2 separate regions of the Homo sapiens genome follow, and region 1 is linked to region 2. Evidence: chromatin loops called from intact Hi-C (ENCODE). Cell type or tissue: B cell. All regions are shown on one strand. Each heading gives the region's core, and the rest is flanking DNA. Links, peaks and the distances in the headings are about the cores only.

Evidence for each region. A loop is a pair of places that touch in the nucleus more often than their neighbours do. Peaks named below come from ENCODE experiments on the same cell type or tissue, not always from the same donor. Only the 100,000 strongest peaks of a DNase experiment are listed, where the experiment ranks them.
Region 1: a loop joins it to region 2, with 9 times the contacts of the local background. A loop is called at or near these places in 89 of 110 quality-filtered maps.

Annotation. Positions count from the first base shown.
Region 1 is chr12:21,603,638-21,615,997 of GRCh38, forward strand. GYS2 (glycogen synthase 2) reads right to left here and starts at 1,210. Exons shown (of 16, transcript NM_021957.4): 1 at 835-1,210. The coding sequence starts at 955. In B cell, for the core only: no CTCF peak of the experiment used is centred there; no DNase peak of the experiment used is centred there.
Region 2 is chr12:21,674,233-21,686,722 of GRCh38, forward strand. The region is part of intron 1 of KCNJ8-AS1 (KCNJ8 antisense RNA 1); the gene reads left to right. Among named protein-coding and RNA genes, the nearest start is that of KCNJ8-AS1, 18 kb to the left of the region's middle. In B cell, for the core only: CTCF peaks have their summits at 6,354 (motif pointing left) and 6,558; a DNase peak (open chromatin) is centred at 6,329.

The DNA.
Region 1 (12,360 bases), core at 1-8,000, 73 kb before region 2:
CAGCAATCAGTTGGCTTGATTCTTCAAGATCTTGAGGAACTCAGCCTTCAAAACCATGACTTTTTCTTTGCTAATGTTCCTTCAATAGTCTTGACACTTTTAAACTAGAGAGTATAAACCCACAAGGAATTGTTTTATAATTTTACAGATGTCTTTATTTTCAAAATCATTTACATTGTGGTTCTCTACCTTGCCTTCTCTTACCCAGCACAGATGAGGTTATACCTCACTCGCAAATTGTTTTATCAATTTGATTTTCTTTATTTTATAATTCCTACATAAGCATAGCATTGAAGAAAAAAATTACTTTCATTCTGAAAGGAGCACAGTATTTTGCCTTTTGAGAAGCTCCTGAATTAAAACATTAATTCCAAGCTAATTGTGAATATGAAACATTCTTAAGCATTTCATATAATTACTAACAGAATGTAGAGTTGAGGTTTCCAACTGGTTCTAATCACATATACATCTTCCTAAAATAAAATGTTTAATTATACTATTTTGCTGAGAAAAATTTTAAAACAAAAAATGTAAATATTAACTTTTTATTTCTATGTTGTCATAATATGGATTTTAAATTTTAATTTAAATGCACATTCCATGGCAATGGCTAATATTTTCAACTTTCTCCCTCTTCAACACATACACAAGTCTGTATTCATAGCCTGTTGTAATAGACAAGGTTAAATGTAGCCTAAATATATATTCCGTTTAAATGCTTTCCTCACTCACTAGCAATTGGTTATCACTAGAGAGTTATCTGTGAAATCTTACTCTACATTCCTCAGTCACCTAGTGAAGGTGTACTGATCCACCTTCAGGAGCAGTACAAACCTTTATTGGTCACTTCCCAAGCAACTTCAAAGAGCAGTAACTCCTCCACAGGAAGTTCTTCGACTTCCCACTGGGGAAGCCCACCCAGGGATGTTACAGAGAGGGATCGGCCTCGAAGCATTCTTCTTACAGTCCTCCGAGACTCCTTTGAATTCCTGTTTCAATTAGTTGTAATCCCAGGAGAAGAGAACTTACAGGCACAAAAGTTAGAGTTGGTAGAGTTACCAGGCTTTGGTAGCTTCTCTTGGGAATAAACTAGTAGCATGAAATCTTATGTGCTTCCCACAGAATTCCTGGTGGAAGGAGGAATTCTTCCTCCTCTTTCTCGTCTTTCTGGGCAGGTATTGTGAGGACGGTATCTGCCCTGTCAGTATCTACCCAAACAATCCAGAGCTGTCAACAGAAAAACCCTCTGATTCAGGACATAGGTAAGCACTTCCTGGGATAGGCAGGGCATGACCCAAGTTCAGCCTTTTAGCCCTTGTCCTTTTGACCAGACTCCTAGATTCATACAGTTACCAATGCTTATTTCATCATTTCCAAAGTGATACAATATTGGCAACTCCCCTCATTAAGTTTGCAGGCCTCCTTAGATTACATGTAGACTGATTGGGACATATTTTTATGCTTTAAATCCCTTTGGATTTCCTAAATATTCTTCTTTCTTTTGATTCCTATTTCTAGAGCTTTTAAAAAATATTCCTAGTTATTTTATTCTACACTTACAAATTGAATTTTGGTGATAGCCAGAGATCTTGAGCCCCCTTTTCTCAATTACTTTTCTTAAAACTTTCCCTATAAAAAAGCATAAATTTGAGTATGTCTTTGGGTGTAACATGAAAAAAAACATAATTTTGACTGGTCAATAATCATCAGTCAATAATTTTAATGAGGTAGTAAAAATAAATCTTTGTCATGTTTGTACATTTCCTTCAAATATTATCAAATTGATAAAGAATAATTCAGTCAATGTAAATGTTCAAACATGGGAAGAAAAATCATCAGGATCAGACTGCAGATAAATGGCATATGTTTGCTTTTCCCTTGTGTTTCTATGTTTGTAAATATATATGTTCCAATTTATTTACACACCCATACACATATATCCTATATTGTACCTACAGAGAGTTGGTGCATTCACAAGCAAGCTTAATTTTGAGCCATCTTTACAGATGTAGCTAAAATCAATATTTTTACATTATTATTCTCTAAAGCAGCAGAACTGAAGCTCATACAAAATATCCTTTAAGTTAGAATTACAATCAGAATTGTAATTTGTTACTTGATAATACTATTTTAGCACCTTTTATTAGGTTTTAAATTATTTTCTATATACTTGGTCTTATAGACTTACACTTATTTTAATGACTCAAGATGGGCAGAACCACATTTCATTATATTACATTAATAAATCTATGTAAGCCAAATAGATTAAATATGTCAGCTTGATGTGGTAGTACACACCTGTTGTTCCAGCTACTCAGGAGGCTGAGGGGGATGAATCACTTGAGCCCAGGAGTTTAAGGCCAACCTGAACAACCACTCTCTTAAAAAATAAAATAAAATAAAAAATTAATTAAAACAAAAATAAATAAATGTCATCTATGATTTTGTGACACAGTTGATTCTTATCTTTGTCCAGAAAAGTACATTTAAGTACATAGTTTGTTATCCATTTGTTTGCGTTGTGAGAAAAAGATTATATGGCTAATAAAAAAAATCAAGTACTAAAATAGAAAACATATGATCCCAAATGATCAAAATGATTGTCTCCTTTATAAAATGGTTTGCTTATGTTCACATAACCTCTGAGAGTCCTGCAAGTGCACATTCCAGTAAAACCAAATCTAAGGACATGTTGACAGGAGTGAGAATGGGATGACAGTGATAGAGTTTCACGTTTGCAGTTTTCTGTTCCAGGAGCCTTGAGATTGGTTCATCCAGTGTCACACAGGCTACAGGAGCACAATGATCCATATTCTCCAGCTTACATGATAAGGCTGAATTATTTATTTGCAATCTGTTCCAGGTATCAACTGCTTAGTTGTGAGTTAGGCACTTGTGGCATCACTTATCTGCTGTGTAAACTTGAGCCAATTTCTTACCTAAGTTTTTGTTTTCTTGATAAAATGGGGATGAGATAATCTATATAAGTCACTTAACATTGTGCCTGGTACTATGCCAACCACTTTAGTAATCTTAGCCTTTTTTATAACACATATGATGGTTTAGTAAAAGCTTTCCCTAATGGCAGAGGTTACCATTGAAAAGGAAAGGGGTAAAAAGAAGGCTTTACTTTTCTTTCATTTTTTTGAAGTTGTACCACCTGTATATATTACCTGATCAAATGCCTAGAGAAAACATTTTTTTCAGAAAAATGACCTTAAGATCAATGAGTATATTTTATAACATCCTAAATGAAAATAAGTAGGATGTAAAATAAAATAAGTAGTATGATTGATTTAATTTTGTGAAAATGTACTCTATACCTCTGTTCATGAAGTATATGTAATAGAAGGCTGGAATAGACATAAACAAAAGACGGGAGGCTACATGTAAAAACTCTTACAATAGTTGTCTTAAACTGGTTGTAATTATGATTGATATTTGTGTGGTATTTTTATTTGTGTTCTACACATTTTCTGCAATAAACGTATACATATATATATATATATATATATATATATATATATATACCGTATATAGGATGAGTAACACAGTTTTCAAAAGTTTAATCATATAAATGAATTAAATACACATGATTGTTTCACACACTCACACTCATTATTCTGATTTTTCGAAATTTCTAGTCTTTAGTTCCCATTTGGCGTTTTTGTGTCAAGTACCAGCACTCTCAGCCACACGTCATCTCCTAATGATCCCTCATAGTAGACTTATTCTCTTGATCCTGTTATTCTCAACATGAGAACATCCTTTGCCAATGCTTTGCTTGTTTATGGTAAATATCATTTTCAAAGTTGTTCATTGGGTTAAGAGAGGTAAAATAAATGGAACCATATGAAGTATATCCATGAGATGGATATATCTTCATCTATCCATAGTATCTGGATGAATTCCCTTTGTTCAGGTATTTGTGCAGAGAAAGGCAGTCATTTGTGCAAAAAGATTTGAAGAGGAATCAGGGAAATTTCTCTTCCTCCCATATCCCTGAACATTCTCCTATAATGTTTGTGCTAAAAGCACAAATTGATGAGATGAGAGCAGAAAGAGAACAGTCATCCAGACAGAAAGGGAGATGGGTTTTCTCCAAGTTGGGAGAAGCACTCACAAAAGTCCCTGATACCAAATTTTATACTTATGCTAACATTTTATCACCCAATGAAAAGAAGTGAGAGGGCAAGTAGGAACAAATGAAGACTTGTATTTGGTTCCCTTGGTAAGTATTCCAGCAGAGGTCACTAAATACATTTAGAAAACCACACATTTGCTTTGACTTTTTGGAATCTTCTTAGAAGTCTTCCAAAAAGCCTTTAGACTTCCAAGGCTTGACTTGCCTGCAGCTGCATATCCAGAATAACTTAGTTAACATATTTATGGATCACCTACTATGTGCTACTATTCTCATCACTGAGAATATTTTCGATAAACGGTAGATAAGTCTTTGCCTCCATGTGGACACATAGACATTAATCTTGTAAACAAATTATGTTATTTCAGGTTCTGCTAAATTTCTGGAGAAGAAAAACTGCAAACAATAGTGAGTGCTATTGGATAGAAATGAGTGCTTTAGGTGGGGAGGTCAAGAAAGACCCTTGTGAGGAAGTGATATTTGAATTAGGATATAAATGATGAGAAAGTGGCCACATTTGAAGATCTGAGAGAAGTGATTGCAAAGCCTTTAACTCTTACAGAAACAGAAAGAAGACCAATGTGGCTGAAGCCAAAAGCATAATGAATGAGGGGAAGCCTGGAGGGGATGAGGTCAGAGGAAAGTAGGAAATGGATCATAGAGAAGCTGGTCAAGAGCTTGGATTTTATTTTGGTTGTAGTAGGAAGTCATTGGGAGGTTTTAAGCAGGGAACTTTTTGCTACAAAAAATGGAATGTTGAGAAGTATAAGGCAGGAGGCTTGGAGACTGAGGTTATGAAGCCTGCATATCACTCGTATATTCTAGAATGTAAAACTTTATTCATTTGGTAGATAATCCCTGCGTTCTTCTGAATGTCATAAAAGCAGAAATGAAAGTTAGTTATTTAGCATTTAGTCTTTGCCTTTTAAGGTTAGAGAGAGTACCTTTGTTTTCCCACATAGTGTCTCTATATAATTTTATGTTGTTATCTGTACATTGCTTGTATGTACTTTATTATGTGTGTAGTGATGTTGTTACTACAGAAACTGGAGAATTAAAAGCCATATGTCAGGTACTATGATCATGATTCTTGCTCTCATGAAGTTTACACTCTAGCACAGAAAGTATGTATTAAACAAGTAACTAAAGGACTTTGAGGGTGGTGAATGGAATACAGAATCTGTGAGAGCATGTAACAATAGAATTAACTCGATATGGAGTACTAAGAATGATGTCCCTGAGAAAATAATATTTAAATTGAGATCGAAAATGGGAAAAGCTAAGGAAGAGGTGTTTCTAGCAGACGAGCTAGTGCATGCAAAGACCAATAGAAATAAAGAATGTGGTAAATTCAAAAAACTGAAAGATCAATATATTTAGATTCAGCAAACTTGAGGTAGAAAGTGATATAGGAATGAACCTGGAGAAGTGGGAAGGGGCTAAGAATTTTGAATTTATCTTAATAATAAGGAAAAGCATGATAGGATTTGCATTATTTTATTTATTTATAGTTTTAACTTTTAAATGGAAGTGGAACACATAAATAGCATAGTGTAGAAATTATAGCCCAGTGAGTTAATACGAAGCAAACACTTTTGTGTAACTATTCAATAAAAAATTGGAACAAACAATACCAGAGTGAATTTTTTTCAGAGAACTGATTCCATGGTATGACATATTTCAAATAGTGGATCATTCTACAGATTTGCATTTTCCAAAGATCATTCTCACTGCATAACTGAGAATGAGTTAAAGGAGGGATGAAACTTAAGGTGATGTGTTTGTAGCATTATGGAGATGTATTATGTGAACATTTAACTCCTGAATATTTAATTATATCAGCTAGACAAACAGAAGATAGAAAAAAACAAGAAATAACACTTTACATAGCCTGGAATAATTTACTCAGTGAAGAGACAGGATGACCCAGACTGAGGAGCCGCTGGGAGACTGTGTTTTTTACAGTCAGTCTTTTCAGAATCTGAGTGTCTCACTGGCTGAATGTGGTGAAGGGTTGGCACACACATTTTGACCAGAATCCCTACCTTATATGCTGGCTTTAGAACCCAGCATCAGTTAAAATGACTCCAGTGTGTCTAGACTAGAGAAGGTGGCTGGTTGCACTAGAGTGATGGCAGTGAGATTAGAGAAGTGAGTAGTGAGGTATGTTTGAGGTAACAGTTTGTGGAGTTGATTGGTTGTGGGGAAGGGTCAATGCCTAGGTTTCTAGTTTGGACAACCAAGTGGATGGTCATGCAGTGTACCACAATAAGAAATATTGAGTGTGGGAGGGAAATAGATTTGCTTGAGACATTAGAGAATGACTTCTCTTTCCGATGTGGTGAGTTTGAGACACCAGCCAGATGCTCAGTAAGAAGTTAAATATTATGCCTACTAAGAACCTGAGATGAGAGATCTGGGGCACAGTTGGTAACTGAAGCCATGGGAGTGGTAGGTTCTGAGGAAGAGGAGGTGCAGGGTGGATAGGGTAAACTACATGAAGCAGAGCTCCAGAAGGGTCAACTTTTAAGGCAGAGGCCGCAATATGGTGCGATGAGTTTAGATTGGTACATGCAGTGTTGCCACAAAAGAGTCAAACATCTTTCAAAAGAGATTTCACATAAACCTTTGGATTTCTCTTCAAAAATCAGATCTGGCCACTCTGGATTCTATTTGCATGGCTTCATGAAATAATCAGCTGGAGCTGGGTAAATCTCTCCTGAAATCATCACAGTCATCTCAGTCTCCATGGGCCTACATTAACTGTCAGGTTTCTAGAAACACTTAAGCTCCTGAGTTAATTTTTTTTTCCACGTGCATTTGGAGTTGCTGATCAGGAAGCAGCCAAAGGCAAAGCAAGAAATTATCCTTAAATTAAACTTACAATCTAAGCTGACAATGCCCATCCATCACACTGAAGATCGTGAGAGAGATTTTTGACCTTGACTGTTGAGATTACCTTAGTATAGACTGAATTTTACCCGTATACTCAGAACTTGTTTTTGGAATAGAGCTTTTGGTTTGTGATCCCTCTTCTCTAATTTTATTTTAAACTCTTTTGCTACACAAGATGAAGGGATTAGGAAAGGTAGCTATCGCTTCTCGGCCTTTTGGCTAAAATCAAATGTAGGAAAGGTAGCTATAGCCCCTATGGATAAAGAAGTAAACAAATAAGATTTTGGGTAAGAGAGAAAGCAGAGGGATAATATCTCTCTGGGAAGAGATCAAGTCATCCAGTGACGTTTAATCAAATGTGTTGCTTTCGTCCTTATCTCGTTCTGTGACATCCATGTACGGTCCTCTATTCTCCCAAGGAATTTTTAATAAAATCAATATAAGAAATATTTTTAAATAAAAGTTTACAAAAACAGAGCCTGGAGAGAAAATGTGCAATGATAAGAGCTTACGTGCCAAGAGTGGAAGCCAAGGCTCGATGACACTTTGAGTTTACCAGGAAAGAGGGAGCAGAGTAAAATTGTTAAAAACTAGGGCTTTGGGCCGGGCGCGGTGGCTCACGCCTGTAATCCCAGCACTTTGGGAGGCCGAGGCGGGTGGATCATGAGGTCAGGAGATCGAGACCATCCTGGCTAAGAAGGTGAAACCCCGTCTCTACTAAAAATACAAAAAAATTAGCCGGGCGCGGTGGCGGGCGCCTGTAGTCTCAGCTACTCGGGAGGCTGAGGCAGGAGAATGGCGTGAACCCGGGAAGCGGAGCTTGCAGTGAGCCGAGATTGCGCCACTGCAGTCCGCAGTCCGGCCTGGGCGACAGAGCGAGACTCCGTCTCAAAAAAAAAAAAAAAAAAAACTAGGGCTTTGGAGTCAAGCCAGTCTCATTTAGAAGTGGACTACTTAGTAGACTGTGAAATGGGGGTGATGATATTCACTTCACGAGGTTGTTGTGGGGATTAAATGAGCATGTATGAATGCTCTTTGCACAGTGTCTGCCAAAGCCTGCATCGGCTCAGAGATCAGGGATTCCAAGCCAGATGCATGGAGTCAACCTGATGGCCAGCCAGCTCAAGCTGCTCATCTGCCTCCTGCAGGAGACCATCAGTTGGCTGCCATCTAGGCTCTCTTTTCTCCACGCTCTGCTCAGGTGAGAGATGCTGATATGAAGGCTAGGAATACTGAACAACAGGCTTACTTTTCTGACATTCTCCACCAAATTTAAGATATGAAATATTGTCAAATATTATTTACATGGTGATTTTGTATGAAGCAGAAGCATATATGCTATGCAGAGGCTTATAAAATATACAGTGGTATATACATATGAGTAAATGCCAAGTATTACAAAGATAAACAAGTCAAGTAATATAAGTGGCAATGTTAAACTTTTTTTTCCAAAATGGTGTCATGAAAATAGTTGACAAAGCCGGGCGCAGTGGCTCACGCTTGTAATCCCAACACTTTGGGAGGCCAAGGCAGGTGGACCACTTGAGGCCAGGAGTTCGAGACCACCCTGACCAAAATGGAGAAACCCCATCTCTACTAAAAATACAAAATTAGCCAAGTATGGTGGTGCATGCCTGTAATCCCAGCTACTCGAGAGACTGAGGCGGGAGAATGGCTTGAACTCAGGAGGCGGAGGTTGCAGTGAGCCAAGATCACGCCATTGCACTCTAGCCTGGGCAACAAGAGTGAAACCCTGTCTCAAAAAAGAAAGAGAGAGAGAGAGAGAAAGAAAGAGAGAGAAAGAAAGAAAGAAAAAGAGAAAGAAAGAAAGAAAGAGAAAGAAAGAGTCGATGAAAATTTTTTTTAATATAAAGAGGAAAATTCGAATGTTAGTACAGGTGTGGCACTAAATTAGTTTCTGTCAGGTGGAATGCCTTTTGGTAGTTACCTTTTTTACCTTCTGTGTTAATGCTCAATGTAGTTAGGCAAACCTGAGAATCAGTCCTACCCCACCTTGATGAAACCCACAACACATGAGATCCCAAGTAACTCCTTTACCATCAAAACAAGTCAAATATCTCCTTGAGAACACATTTTTTTTTAAATTTAGCTGTTTCTGTCAACCTAATCTCTATTTGCATATGGAGAAGGCATAAAAGCACATTCTCACTAAACGCAAATTCTGGATGTGGTAGTGTCAGACCAAGAGGAGAAGTCCTAACAGTCATAACATTACCCAGCCCTATTATTATCACGATTTTGAGGGAAAATTAGATATTAAGATTTAATGCTAAGTTATACTCACATTTAATGTTTTTATAAGATTATATCTTCCACAAGATCAGTACTGGGTTCTCAGTCACTATACTTTATGTGATTGGCTGTTCCATATGCACTTTGACTAGAAAACAAATGGTTCCTGTAACACTTAAATAGTTTCCAAGGAATATTGTGGAATCACTTTCCTGATAAGAGATAATAAAACCCTTTGATGTTGATTTAGGGTGGAAAGTTGATAAAAAGTAGAGGGATATTAGAAACTGTCAAGAGATTTTTTTTCTAAGTTTATATGCTAGCCCACAGATGCCAAATATGTTCTATTTGTTTTAAGAAGTCTTTCTAACACAGTATGAGGAAAACAGGTGGGGGTGTAAATACATGCTTCAACATAGGATATCTTAAGAAATAAGAGCATTGGTTTAATTTGGGGAGTTGCCTGTTTTTAGATGTGTGATCTCCAGCAAGTTTCTTTAAATGAAATCAGCTTTTCGCTAAATGTATGCATAGCTGCCTAGTTAAAACCACAATTGAATTAATAAATCAATGATGAATTAATGAATTAGAGATGAAAGTAATGCCGCTATTTATCCTACCCACAAGGCATATTAACATTTTTATGGCAAAAAAAGGTTTTATTTATTTTTTAAGACATAATATTTAGAACCTTTGGTTTTGCTAATAAACTCAAATGTATTCTATGAATGAAGGTAAACCTTAAGAATGCTTACTTTTTGGATTATGAACTAAGCTGGTTTCCCATTCATCCTGGAAACATGGTCACCTGGCTGGAGAACAAAAATACCACAGATTTCTGGAGATCAGGTATAGGCATGCAACTAATTTTCACCAAAGCAATTGGTGAATTGATTCATGACCTTACATTGCTTTCCCCCAAAACCTCATGATTTATAAAAAAAGATTTCTTCCTGAAAATATATTTTATAACATCCTAATTAGCTAAAAAGTAATTGATAAGAAAGGGAAGGTTATTCCTGAGGCTTGACCCAGTCAAAAATGATTGAGCTGCAATACAAGCAGATACCGCTTGGGTAATCAACACTCCAGATGTAAAGCATGCAATCTCTTCCAAAACAACCATGGAAGAGTTAAAAGTACGAGCAATATATTAGTGTTATCTATTTGGCAATTAGCCTAGCAGTTCTCATCTTCAGGGGAAAGATTGGCAAATACATGTAGACAGTAGCTATGTCATTAAAAACTGATTTTATGAGTCTTTAAGCCCTAGGACAAATTAACTTCTGGATTGAAGTCAAAAATACTGTTTGTTCTGAAAGCATTTATTGCATCAACTTTGCTACTGGTTAAAATTAGGCATTGTTGAGAAATAGGACATATAGTTTTCACAATATTACTTGTGGAAAAATAGGAAAAGACTTCGAAAGTAGTCTTTAAGGTTTATTTTGTCTTCAACCATATAAATCTTAATTATGAGTTTTAAAAAAGCCAAATACTTCTATAAGAGAAAAAAGTCTACACATTTGAAACTGGGTGAATTCTACAAATGATGAAGAATGGCTTTTTAAGTTTTTACGAATTACTAGTTCAATACCTGCCACAGTTCATTACGCCACAGGTGCTTTGGGGAGGTGCTAGAACATACATATGAAATTAGGAATTTTATATTGATTGTGTAAAATATTAGACATCACCTCAACCAAAATGCACCTTAAAATAAGTATTTTTGTCTCCTTTGGGGAGGAGTAGTGCAGTTTGCAGAATAACAGGAAGAGGAAGTTGTTATCTGTTCTAGATATCTGTTTCATTCTCTTTGGATTTTTTTTCTGAGGGCTTCAGAAGATTGTAATGACTAGAATTTTACTCTTCTTATGATGGTAATTATTTACCAAATGATATTTTTGAAAAATTTCCTCATGGAAAATTGGCCTCCTTATATCTGACCAGAAACTAATCATCTTCTGGTGCAATTAATTCATTCTCTAGAGTCAATGTAGCAGACAGAAATTGGACTCATTAAAACAAAATTCTATGAGGAATACTGCTCATCCAGTTTATTGGTGAAAACTCCAGACAGCAGAGGTTTGAGTGTAATTCAGGAGACTTTCGCCCAGTTAACATATTTAATGCATAATAATCTTTGGAGAATTTTGCTAATTCAGAATTTTATGAAGACTACAGGATTAGTTACATAAGAGTGAATTCACATTGAATAACATGAACAAGTTTTAAAAAGTTAATTTAGGCATAATCTATGCAGCAAAACACAAAAGATAGTTCCATTATTCATTCCTAGTTTCTTCCTTGCAAGGAATTGCTGAAAGCCCTGACCTAGAAACAACTGAGAGATCTTTCTTCACACCATTTCTGGACCTCTCTCTTTTTGGAGTTGCCTGGATTTTATTGATGCTTTTCCTAATGTTTCCTGGCAATCTGTCTGTCTCATGCCACACTGTCCTGGGAATTGTTATTTTTGTGTCAGAGTCCTTTATTAGTACTTCCAGTTTTTTCATTCTGCATCTGGAAATGTTCACAGTTTATGCTCTGAGTTGTACTGATTTTCTCTTAAATATATCTCAAAGGAGTGCATTTTCCCCCACTACCTGTTCTGCCACCGTGATCCAGCCACCTTTATCTATAACCTATCATCTGTAACCTTATTTATAAGGCAGCCTTAGCCTTCTGACTCATTCTAACTAGACTTCCCCCTTTTTCTTAGCTCTCCCTGCCACAAACACACACAGTCATTTCCCACATGGTAGCCAATGTAATCATTTCATAGGAAACTATGACCATATTTCTACTGTACTTAAAACATCTCATCTAATTCCATCACTCTTGGATAAGTCCAACACCACCAGAACAACCACCACCACCCTTTCCACCCTACCCAAAGAAAAACCCAAAACATCAATTCTGCTTGGCAATTCAAGCAATTTTATACTGGAAAGAATGGATATCTTTATGACATTGTCCTCCCACCCAGGAATATGAAATATCTATTTATTATTGCCTTAGTTAGTTTTTATTATTTTCTTCTTATAAGATTTCACTTTTATTATTTA
Region 2 (12,490 bases), core at 2,118-10,117:
CGCAGCGCCAGTGGGCCGGCACTGCTGGGGGACCCAGCACACCCTCCGCAGCCGCTGGCCCGGGTGCTAAGTCCCTCACTGCCCGGGGCCGGCACGGCCGGCCAGCCGCTCGGAGTGCAGGCCAGCCCAATCCATGCCCACCCGGAACTCGCGTTGGCCCGCAAGCACTCTGCGCAGCCCCAGTTCTGCTCGCGCCTCTCGCTCCACACCTCCCTGCAAGGTGAGGGAGCCGGCTCCAGCCTTGGCCAGGCCAGAAAGGGGCTCCCACAGTGCAGTGGTGGGCTGAAGGGCTCCTCAAGCGAGGCCAGGGTGGGCGCGCCAAGGCCGAGGAGGCACCAAGAGCGAGTGAGGGCTGTGAGGGCTGCCAGTGCGCTGTCACCTCTCAATATCAGCAGGTATAGTCTGCTAATTTACTTGTACACTGCAAACTTCTAGAGGCTCATCTGTCATCTCTGTATCTTCAGTGTGTGAAAGAGTTCAAGACATATTATAGGAAATAATTTAATGGTTGTGATATTGTGAAGTGTGTATTTGGTCTTCTTCCCTGTTTCCTGGTATACAACCCCTAAAATCCATGGAATCTCCAAAGTGATGTGTCCTTTTGTTTGCTAATGAGTTGATTGGTGGCTGGTGGTCCTAGGTAGTTTCAGGACCAAGGCAGGATTAGAGGGCTGGAATTTTTCAGCCTTCTCCCCACACCCTGCCACCTCCAGGGAGGGGACAGGGGCTGAAGGTTTAGTTGATCACCAATGGTTTCATCAGTCATGACTCTGTAATGAAGGCTCCATAAAAACAAAAAAGGACTGGGTTCTGAGACTTTCCAGGTTCTTGGAGGGTGGCATGACTGTGGAGGACATAGAAGCTCCACTCTCCTTCCCACATGGCTTGTTTTATGTATCTCTTCATCCATATCCTTTGTAATATCCTTAATAACAAACTGGTAAATAAACCTGAGTTCTGTGAGCTGCTCTAACGAATTAATCAAACCTGAGGAGGGAGCGTGGGAATCCTGATTTATAGCCAGTTGCTCAGAAGCACGGGTAAAATAACCTGGGGCTTTTGGTTGGCATCGGAAGTGGGAGGGCAGTCTTGTGGGACTGAGCCCTCATTCTGTGGGATCTGATGCTATCTCTAGGCAAATAGTCTCAGAATTGAATAGAATTAAAGGACACTCAGCTGGTTTCTGCTGCAGAGTTGCTTGTTTGCTTGTGGCGTGGGGAAAATCTACACATACCTGGTGTCAGAATTGCTTCATTGCTGGTTAAGAGAAATCCTCACACATTTTGGAGACCAGACCAGAGGTCACAGAAGTGTTCCATGTGGATTGTGTTGTGGACAGTAGAGAGTAGGAAAAATGTTTCGGTTTTTCTATATCTTTACAATGGCTTCCTTTTTTGTTAAACAGACCAATGAATGAAGATGATATGAGAACATGGAAGCCTCAGACCCGTTGGCAATGCTCCTTCTCCCCCTCCTCCTTCTCTTCCTCCTATTCTTTGATATGTTTTGCATGTTTACCTTGATGCATTCCTGACCTCTCTTCCTAGACCCAAGTTTGAACAGGTTAGAAAATACATGTTTACAAGGCTTTCAAAATCTTCCTAAGTGTAAGTGGATGATTCACATCAGGGCAACCTGAGACTGATCTCTCCACTTTGAATGTTCCACCAGCCATGTGGAAGAAAGATCATCTTAGGGCATGCCTGCAGACTTACAATTTCACAGAAATTCGAACCTGTAAAAGGACAGTACCATTCCCTATTATATTCCCACATTCCTAGCACACAGTAATCGTCAATAGGTATTTGATGGATACTTTTTTTTTTCATCTCACTGAACTACTGATACTTTCTCTTTTCAGTATTCACAATACTGGCCTTTTTAGTGCATATCAGTGTAATTTAAAGAGTAGAGTGTAAAATTTTCTCTTCCTTTGATTTTGAAAATCTACTGCTATTAAATCTGCCGTTAGGGTGACCCTAACTTAGACTTCCTGGGTTTGGTTATTAGCTCTTCTTGCATCTGTCCTAAATATTGGTGGTTCCTAGGATTTAGTGTGATGCCAGCATCTCACCCACAGTCTATGGTGCTTGAGCTATTACACCATTCCAGTGGCATCAACAGTTTGTTACCCTTGATGGCTACCACCTGACCTTTTCTCCTGAGTCTCAGACCTCTATTTTAGCTATCTTCTGGATACATTTGCCTGGAATCCTTACAGGCACCTTAGACTCAGCCTGTCTCTGAAGAAGCACCTCTACATGCTATTTCTTCCTTATGGCAGCTGTCAAATATTGAGAAATATTTCTCTGAATGTATGTCTTAAAATGTAACAAAAGATGTCATTTATTTTTTAATATGCCTAGACTCTGTGTGAAAGGTTAATGAATACTACAAATGGTTGCTTCTGGGGAGGAAGAAAGGTTACTTTGTGTTGTTTATCTTTTGATATCTTTTAAATTTTATGCCACAGACAGGTACACTTCTTTATACAACGATAATAGTGTAATGAAAAGGAAAGGGAAATATTTATCATAAAAATTCACATACCAAAAACTGACCACTTGAGAACTCACCTATAAGGGAACTGGCCCATTTCCTTTCAAAGTATACTTTGCTGAAAGTGAGACAGAAGATAATTTATTCATGAGTACTTGCTCCTTTTAAACAAGCTTGTTCAAAGGCTGTGGTATTGTTTCAAGTTCTCTTGAACACAAAGTCAAGGGTTGTGAACTTTAAGCCACCTGAATTTAAATACTGAGTGCATGTATCACACGCATATGTGCACTGTTATTCATTCAAAAACATTTCTCAGTGCCAGGCACTGAGTTAAGATCTGAGGACACAGAATTAAATAACTCAGAGTTCCTGTACTCAAATCGCTCACAGTTTAGAGGCCCTATTGATACGGAAGGCCAGCAGGGAAGTGCTAGGTAGAGGAGGGCTATGGTCCCCGGCTAGGGTTCCGTTCCCGGCTAGGGTTCCATCCCCAGGCCTGCGCCCACAGACCTAGGTGAGGACAGGCATTTATGTTTTCCTGCCCAAATGTTGCATTTCCCAAGACCACCCTGGCCGGCCACGTCCCCATCCTGTGCCTATAAAACCCCCTGAGACCCTACCAGGCAGAGACACAAGCAGCTGGACGTCAAGAGGAGCACACTGGCGGAGGAACACACAAGCAGCTGGACGTCGAGAGCACATCGACAGGCACCAGCAGGCCATCGACAGGTGGAACAACGTGGGGTTTGGACGGGGTGGTCAGAGGAGAGCCCGGCTGCTGAGTGACCTGACTCCAACAGGAAAACCATCTTCCTACTCTGTCTCCCTTCTGGCTCCCCCATCTGCTGAGAGCTACTTCCACTCAATAAAACCTTGCATTCATTCTCCAAGCCCACGTGAGATCCAATTCTTCGGGTACACCAAGGCAAGAAACCCCAGGGTACAGAAAGCCTTCTGTCCTTGAGATAAGGCAGGGAGTCTAATTGAGCTAACGCAGGCTGCCTACAGATGGCTAAAATAAAAGAGCACCTGAAAAAGTGAGCCACACCCCCATCTCATGCCCTGCATGGGGGACAAGGGAACTTTTCCGGTTTCAACATGAAATGATGTGTTATTGTGCAGGCGATATCTGGGGCATCTGGCCTTGCTGTGAACAGAAAGGGTTTAGGCAGCCAGGTGAGGCTTTCTGAAAGACAGGGTCTGTGCTCTTAAGGTGGAGCTGAATTAGGAGAGAGAGGAGGTGAGCAGGAGCAAAAACACTGAGATCTGGAATGCCGAACTGTAAACTAGGGAGAGGAGCAATTTGGAGTTGTCAGAGCTTGTGTGAGGTAGCTAATGATGACTTTAGATGCGTCATCTTCCTAACTGAATTCAAGAACTCTGGCTGTGTGTGTGTGGTGGGTGTGTGTGTTATGTGTTTAAACCAGGGAATGTCTTATGTGCCTAATATTTTTATTTCCTGAAGAGTTTTAGTTTAACTTTTGCACTGCCTAAAGTCATGTCAATTGATGTAAGTCTTTCTAACCTTTGAGTAAACCCATAAAACCTCTGAATTTTATATAAAATTGTGCGTATATGCATGTGGACATTTTCCCAGGGTGAGAGTCCAGATAGCCTCATCAGTGGTTTCCCAAAAAGGATCTCTCTCTCTCTCTTTCTTTCTTTCTCTTTCCCTCTCTCTCTTTCTTGCTTTCTTTCTCTCTCTCACACACACACATGTGCGTGTGCACACAAACTCAAGACATGGACACTTCATTAGTTATAAACTTTTAAAATACAGATAACTCTGGAAGGATTAAAAAAACCTCTTATTTATTCCAGCCATTCCCAAACATTGAGCATTCCACTGCCAATGCATGAGAAACACTTTACCCATCTGAAGGGTAATACATTTACCAGCTGAATACATTTCTGGTGGCTTCATATTGGTTGATTATTCCAGGACGCATAGACTACACTATTTTTATACCTAGTAGCTATTGTACAAATTCATATAAACCCTTGGATTAAAGGTGTTTAGGATATAGAGCTATATCATTCCATGGAATCCTTCTGTCATTTTTACTGAGCCACAAAGTCCTCCCAGAAGCTGGGGAGTTTACTGTGTAAGCTTTCCTCATCTATGTGTGGGCTGTATAAACACAGCCTGTTAGCATGTATTTGAAAGTAAGTAGGTAATCTTGGGGGAAAACTATACTGCATAAATTGGGTTAGAAATGTATTTCCTTTCTTCCTAAACCACACTTAGTTTCTTTCAATGCTGTTTTTTTAAAGTCCTTTTAGTTTGTTTGAAAAATAAGTTACAGAACTATTTCTAACAGAAGATTGATTTTTTCTGCCTGTCACGATGTACCTACAAGGAAAGGGAAATGAGAATGTGTGTGAGACACAAACACATTATCTGAGCAATGATAAGCATAGTCATTTCCTAAATTAACTGACAGTTATGTTCTTCCTTTCCCCAGCTAGTTAATTATGTCAGAGCATTTCAAGTTTATTATGACTCTGGCAATGAAACTGACAGGAAGAAAATAATACAATGGATGAGTTTAATTCTGAGAGATACCATACAGAAAAGAAAACATAATGGACTTTGTCTTAATGAACTGACAACTTTCTCTTCTTTGGTAAAATCTTCCTTCTTGCTTACCTATACTTATGACACATGTTCAACTGAAAATTGCAAGATAAACATATACAACATGTACATTATGGGAAAATTGATTTTATACATTCCAAGAAAATACACAGTTGCAAAAGAAGAACACAGAAGCAGTCAAGGAATGATGCCTAGGGAATGTTTCGTAAAAAGTATTTTGAAGCAAGGTGTGTACATGGATTGAAAAAGAGTAAAGCAAGAAATTTTTTTAAATGGGAGAATGAGTGTAATGGATGGAAGTGGGAACAACAGTGATGATCACAGAAGGTATATGGTTTGCTAAACAGGACTGAGGGATGAGTGTTGCAGAGCAGAGAGAAATGCTGAATGTGGAATAGTTTGCAAGAGGTTTTAACTGTTAGGAAAATGTGGCAAACTGTTCTGTTTGTTTCTAGGCCAAGCATATAATGTAAGCCTTTTGAACGATTCCTGTGCATTGTCAACAGAGCCTGACCCTGTATTTCACATATTTTCTAGATATTTAAGAAACAATACAAAATAACAGCCATTTGAATACTGCTCTGAGGCTTAGGCCACAAAATTCCAGGGAAGGAACTGATATTTGGAACAACATCAAAGACCTTACACAATTTCCAAAGTAAGATTAACTAAATTTACTGTAATTTATTGAAACCACTGTTCCATATCTGCAAGTTAAAGTGAACCTCAAATTAAACAATTATAAGAAAAAGGTAATGTTTTAGCTCTTGAAACTTTCCAAGGACAATGAATAAAATAACTGGAAATTCAAGTTTGGGCCGAAGTTTAAAGACTTTTGTTTGGGCCGGGCGCGGTGGCTCACGCTTGTAATCCCAGCACTTTGGGAGGCGAGGCGGGCGGATCACGAGGTCAGGAGATCGAGACCATCCTGGCTAACACGGTGAAACCCCGTCTCTACTAAAAAAAATACAAAAAAATTAGCCGGGCGTGATGGTGGGCGCCTGTAGTCCTAGCTAGTCGGGAGGCTGAGGCAGGAGAATGGCGTGAACCCGGGAGGCGGAGCTTGCAGTGAGCTGAGATTGCGCCACTGCACTCCCGCCTGGGCCACAGAGCGAGACTCCGTCTCAAAAAAAAAAAAAAAAAGACTTTTGACACCCAATCTCTCTTTGCAGCAATAGCTGCCAAAGTTGTGACTACCAGTAATGTTCTTAAATACTGCCACCTGCTGGAAGTTCTCTAGAAATACTGTGCACAATGTTAAATGAGTGCTTCCAACATTTTCTATTTCAGTCCGAACGTATTCATCTCTATTCTTTCCGTGAAATCATTCACAGCTAGAGACAAAGGGAACTGGAAAATGTAGCAGCAGTGCTGAAAATTTGTATTTTTCTGTTAATTTATGATTTTTTATTGATTTTCATAAGCTTAAAATTGTTGTTTTGCTTATCTTCTCATTAGACGTCGAGTTACTAAGAAGATAAGTTTAAGACTGAGACATATAGTTCAACCAAGACTCCACTACTTGCTAACTTTGTAGTTTTAGGTAAATTGCTTAAACCTTCTAAGCCTCAGTTAACTCTTTTATAAACTGGAAAATTCTGAAGATTAGCGTTACTAAATGTAAAACACTAGTACCTAGTATGCATTTAATTACGGTTGTTTATGGAAACTATGATAATAAAGACAATAGTTTGGAGATTTGAAACGGCTCTTATTGGGGGAGGCATTTGGGATCTTAATCCAAGTCTTTTGTGTGGTGGTGGTGGTGGTATAGCTTCTGCAAGGCCAATGTGCAAGCTCTGATGCTCCCATTGTGGGAGCCTTGGTTAGGGATCACCAGGGAAAAAGTACTGAAGAGATAGCTATGAAGCAGTTATGATGTGCAAGAAGCATTTTGCTAGTACTCTTAGAGAACTTAGCATTGGCATCTTCCCTTGGAGCCACATACCCAGGAAACATTTGCTTAGGGCAAAATGAGGACTTTCCTTCACTCTATGCCCTGAGAGCACTCAACTTCCAACATGAGGGAAAATTGTGTTTTATGTTTCCTGTGTATGCAAGGAAATGATTAGGTGATATCTTTAAACACCAACTCCTATCCCTCCTCCCAATCTCAATGACAAAAAACAAACAAATCAGGCCAGGCATGGTCGGTGGTTCACACCTAAATCCCAGCACTTTGGGAGGCCAAGGTGGGCAAATCACTTGAAGTCAGGGGTTTAAGATCAACCTGGCCACCATGGTGAAACCCCTTCTCTACTAAAAATACAAAAATTAGCTGGGCATAGTGGCATACGTCTTTAGTCCCTGCTACTTGGGAGGCCTGAGGCAGGAGAATTGCTTGAACCTGGGAGGCAGAGGTTTCAGTGAGCCGAGATCATACCACTGCACTCCAGTCCGGACGACAGAGTGAAACCCCGTCTCAAAAAAAAAAAAAAAAAATTAGCCAGGTGTGGTGGCGGGTGCCTGTAATCCCAGCTACCTGGGAGGCTGAGACAGGAGAATCGCTTGAATTGGGGAGGCGGAGGTTGTAGTGAGTTGAGCCACTGTACTCCAGCCTGGGTGACAGAGTAAGTGAGACTTTATCTCAAAAAACAAAAATAATAAATAAATAAAAATGTTTATTCATGTTCCTTATATATGGCCTTTTGAGTTTCTACAAGGTGATATCTACTTTATCAACAAACTGAATGTCCTTTAAGCCCTTTGATTTCAGTTTTATAAGATAGTTGTCTTCAAGTTCTTGTTAGTTTTGCGCAATCTAGACCTCATACCACCTATGGTTAACTGACCAAAGGCACTATTTGTGAAGATCTGTCTGAAGCAGGTACAGGCACAAAAACAAGGCCAAAGCTGAGAGTAGAAAAAAATCACAATTCAACATTAAAGTGCTGGGGCATTTGAGGAACGAAAGTCTTTGTTGGCACATTGCTTTCACACTTACCTGGGATATTCTGCTCCCAGATATGTTCTGGGAACCTCAGGAGTATTTGACTAGCCTGACCCATGCTTGGTCATCAATTCTGGATGAAAAGTATCTACTCATAATCTGAGCATTTAATGGTTCTTGGATATTGTATCTTTTTTTGTTAAGTGGGGCTGTTTTTTCCTGTTTCTTTAATTTTGATACCAGTTTTCACAGACAAAAAGCTGCTCATTTTCTAGGAGCTAACTTACTTTTAATGGCTTAATTTATATTTATGGAATAAAGCAGACAACTGAACTTATTCTTTGATACTGTCATTTTTTTTTCATAATATAAATTGCCCTTCAGCCTAGACAAAACAGCTGAAGCCAATCTTGAGTTACCTATCTTGGGATTAAAGTGACTATAGTAGTGGTGGTAAAGCAGACAAGTTTCATCTAGCTCTTTTGTCCTGTTTTGAGTACTAAATTTTTGAAGGTTTTAGTTATTTTCATTGCCATATATCATAAATTCTGCAGAGTAAAGAATTCTGGCCATTGGAGAACATTGTTTTACATCCTTAATTACTGTACATTAATCTCTTATGGACTCAGTCAACTTTAAACTCTACTTCACAGGGATTGTTAGAAGAGGCAGCTAAGAAAGGTGAGCCTAGAAAAATCCTTTGTCTGGCCTCTCAGTAAATAGGTCTGGAGAACTGACTTACTGATAGAGAAAGAAGGGATACTCTACCTGTCCTCAGAATCCATTCCTCTTTTGCCCAGTAGTGTATTCTCTGTGTCTAGTACAGGGCTTGGAAAACAATGTATTTTCAAATAATGTGTTTGTTTGAATAAATGAGATGAATGGTATTAACAGCCCTCTGCCTTTTAAAAAGCAGCAAAATAGTGACCACCATTGATTTCTGAATCTCCAGATCTCATCACTGGAAAGTTCTCTGACCTATTTCTAGCAGAGAAAATGATTTTCTTGCTCATCATTTTTGGGAGTGCTCTTCTCTTGCCATGCCAGGCATATTCCTCTTCCCAATCAGTCAGAGATCACATGTGGAGCTATTCTTGGATTTTGAAACCATCGGCCCTTGCCAAGGTGTGTGGAATGGCTGCAAAATTATATAACTCTGTATGCATCCACCTTTCTGTTGCAATGTGCCCTTCGTCTCACTCTCTTTAAGGACGGATCTTTATGGCTGGCCCTGAACACAAAAGTAAAATTTGTTTTGTGTTCCTATAAATGAATCTTTGGGGATTAAAGAATCTAGTTTGCAGTCATTTTCTTCTCTGTTTCCTATTCTTATTTTTGTTTTGTTTTGTTGTTCTTTTGTACTTCACTTAAGTTCTCTTGATTCTTCACTCTTAAGTAACTCAGATGTCCCCACTTTTTTTTTTTTTTTTTTTTTTTTTTTTGAGATGCTCTGTCACCCAGGCTGGAGTGCAGTGGCACAATCTTGGCTCACTGCAACCACTGCCTGCTGGGTTCAAGCAATTCTCCTGCCTTAGCCTCCCAACTAGCTGGGACTACAGGCGTGTACCACAATGCCAGCCTAATTTTTTGTATTTTTAGTAGAGATGGGGTTTCACCATGCTGGCCAGGCTGGTTTTGAACTCCTGACTTCATGATCAGCCTGCCTTGGCCTCCCAAAGTGCTGGGATTACAGGCATAAGCCACTGCACCTGGCCCAGTGTCCCCACTTTTTAGTCTCTGTTTCTAAAGCCAGCCTCCCTCTTCAGTCTACTTCAGATCAGTTGCCTTGCAATAAGAACCATCAAGGAAGACAGTGCCTTTAGAAGACTTCTGAAATTGTATTGATAGCCATTTCATTCCATTCTTATTTCCACATCAAATTAAATAAGAAACAACTATTACTCCCCTATCATCTAGTGCACCTTAGCTCAAAGGCATCACAGAACCTACATTTGCTAAAAACTTCTAACTTGAGGCTTGCTAATGCTGGTCTCTGGGGTCACACAGATGATGCAAAACCCAGTCAGTCAGGATGGGATTGAGGAGATTATTCTCCATTGAAGTCCACCCAGGTGGTCAACTGCAGATTTAGGTTGGGTTTGGAGTGGAAGGTCTTCACAGAATGGAGTGCCTTAACAAGCTAAGGATATTAGAATTAATTGAAAAGTGGCAAATAATTACTGCCTCCTTTCACTTCTTGTATCTTTGTTTGATGTCTTTCAAAATTTTTGGAAAATTCTGTTATTATTTCTTTACATATTTCTCTAGACAAAGAGCTTGGCATATTCATAGAACAGAAAGGCTGTCAAAGTCACTGGTACAGAATGAGCAAGGGAAGAGTGATGAGATGAGGAGGGTGGGCATGGACCAGGTTATACAGGTCCTTGTAGGCTAATAGTAAAGATTTCAATGTTATTTGTCCTTTTTATTATGGAAATTTTCAAATGTACACCAAAATAGAGTTATGTAACTACTTCCAATATATACATCACCAGTTCCAGTTACCTTTTTCCTTTCTGCCTTTATTTACTTTCCTCCAACATACTAGGTCATTTAATAGCAAAATAAAGACATAGTTTTATTTGTAAATATGTTAGTATCATTGAAAGATAGGAATTCTTTTTTTTTTGACGGAGTCTCACTCTGTTTCCCAGTGCCCAGGCTGGAGTGCAGTGGAACCATCTTGCGGCTCACTGTAAACCCCACCTCTTGGGTTCAAACGAGTCTCCTGCCTCAGCTCCCAAGTAGCTGGGATTACAGGCATATACCACCACACCCGGTTAATTTTTGTATTTTCAGCAGAGATAGGGTTTCACCATGTTGCCCAGGCTGGTCTTGAACTCCTGAGCTCAAGCTGTCTGCCTGCCTCAGACTCCCAAAGTGCTGGGATTACAGGTGTGAGCCACCGCGCCTGACTAGGAATTCTTAATATAACTACAATTTCATTATTACACTTAGCATTAATATTGTTAAAATATTAACAATAATTTTTAAATATCATCAAGTATTGTCAGTGTTCAAATTTTCCCAGTTGTCTCGTAATTTATTTTCAGTGTGTTTTTGTTTTGCATCACATTAGAAATAAGCTTCATACAACATTGCCACTGGTTACTATGTTTCTCAAATATTTTTTAATCTATAGGGCTTCTCTCCATTACTTTTTTCCCACTCTTGCAATTTATTTGTTGTAGAAACTGAATTTTGCTGATTGCATCTCTATGGTGTCATTTTATATATTTCTGTAATTTCAGTAAATTGGTAGTTAGATTTAGAGTCGATTTGGAATAATAATAATAAGTTTATTATTATTATTTTGTCAAGCATACTTGATAGATTTTTTGCACTTCCATAGAAAGGTATATCTTGCCTGGTTAGTTTTCTTATTTGTGATTTTAGAAGCCCTTATTAATCATTACCTAAATCCATTAATTCATTATAGTTTACAAAAAAATTCTATCATTCCTTTCTGTTTTATTAGCTGGAATATTTCTGTATTTCTATACAGAGAAACCTATCCTCATTAGTCATTTAGTTACCTTAAAGTATAATTTATATAGAAAAAGCAGGATAAAATTTGATTTTTTTCCCTTTACGTACTCGTTTTCAAAATAATGACTTTGTTGCATATTATCCTCCAAAGTTGGCCAATGAGTTTGCTTGTTTGTTTGAATATTATTATAAACCATAGGTTTAATACATGTGATGTGATTGTATTTATTGTTCTATTGATGCTCTAATTGTCTAATTTCAGGGCAGTGGGAATCTCTTCAGGTTGGCCAGTGAGTCCTTTGGCATGATCTTGGCATTCCTTCTTTTCTGATTCAACAAGATAGTTCAAGTTTATTTTGTAAATTTCTTGCTCTAGCTTTGGAATCAGTCCTTTCTCCAGGAACCCCACTTTCCATATAGTGGAAAATCATCTTTAGAGACCACAACATGGGCACTAAAGTACTCATTACTACTAGGTTAGTAGTAGTTCTAGTACTACTCATTAGTTCTAGGCCTTTGCTGAGGACAGAGTTAAGGAACCCTTGAAATAATTTGTGTTTTAGGGTAAAATTCATCATAGGTTCACACCAGTATTTTCAATTAATATTCAGGAAGACAGAACTTTAATTTTACTTAATTAACCTTATGTTTGTAGCTACTTTTTCTCATGTTGAAATTCCTATTTGTTAATGACACAAATATATTTGCTTTATCCTATATGACACACTCAATGGTCTCAGAATGACAATATCACCACTACCATCAACAATAAGAATTACAGAGAATAGTTAATGTGTTTTTTCAGGTTTTATTTGTCTTTAGACTATTTGTCATTAAGGATGTTCAGAAAAGATTACTGTGTTCGAAAATTACTTGTACCTATTCATATAACTAATATATAATATTTATGTATGTATAAAACATTTAAAGCATTCACTGGCCAGGTGCGGTGGCTCACAGCTGTAATCCCAGCACTTTGGGAGGCTGAGTGGGGTGGATCACGAGGTCAAGAG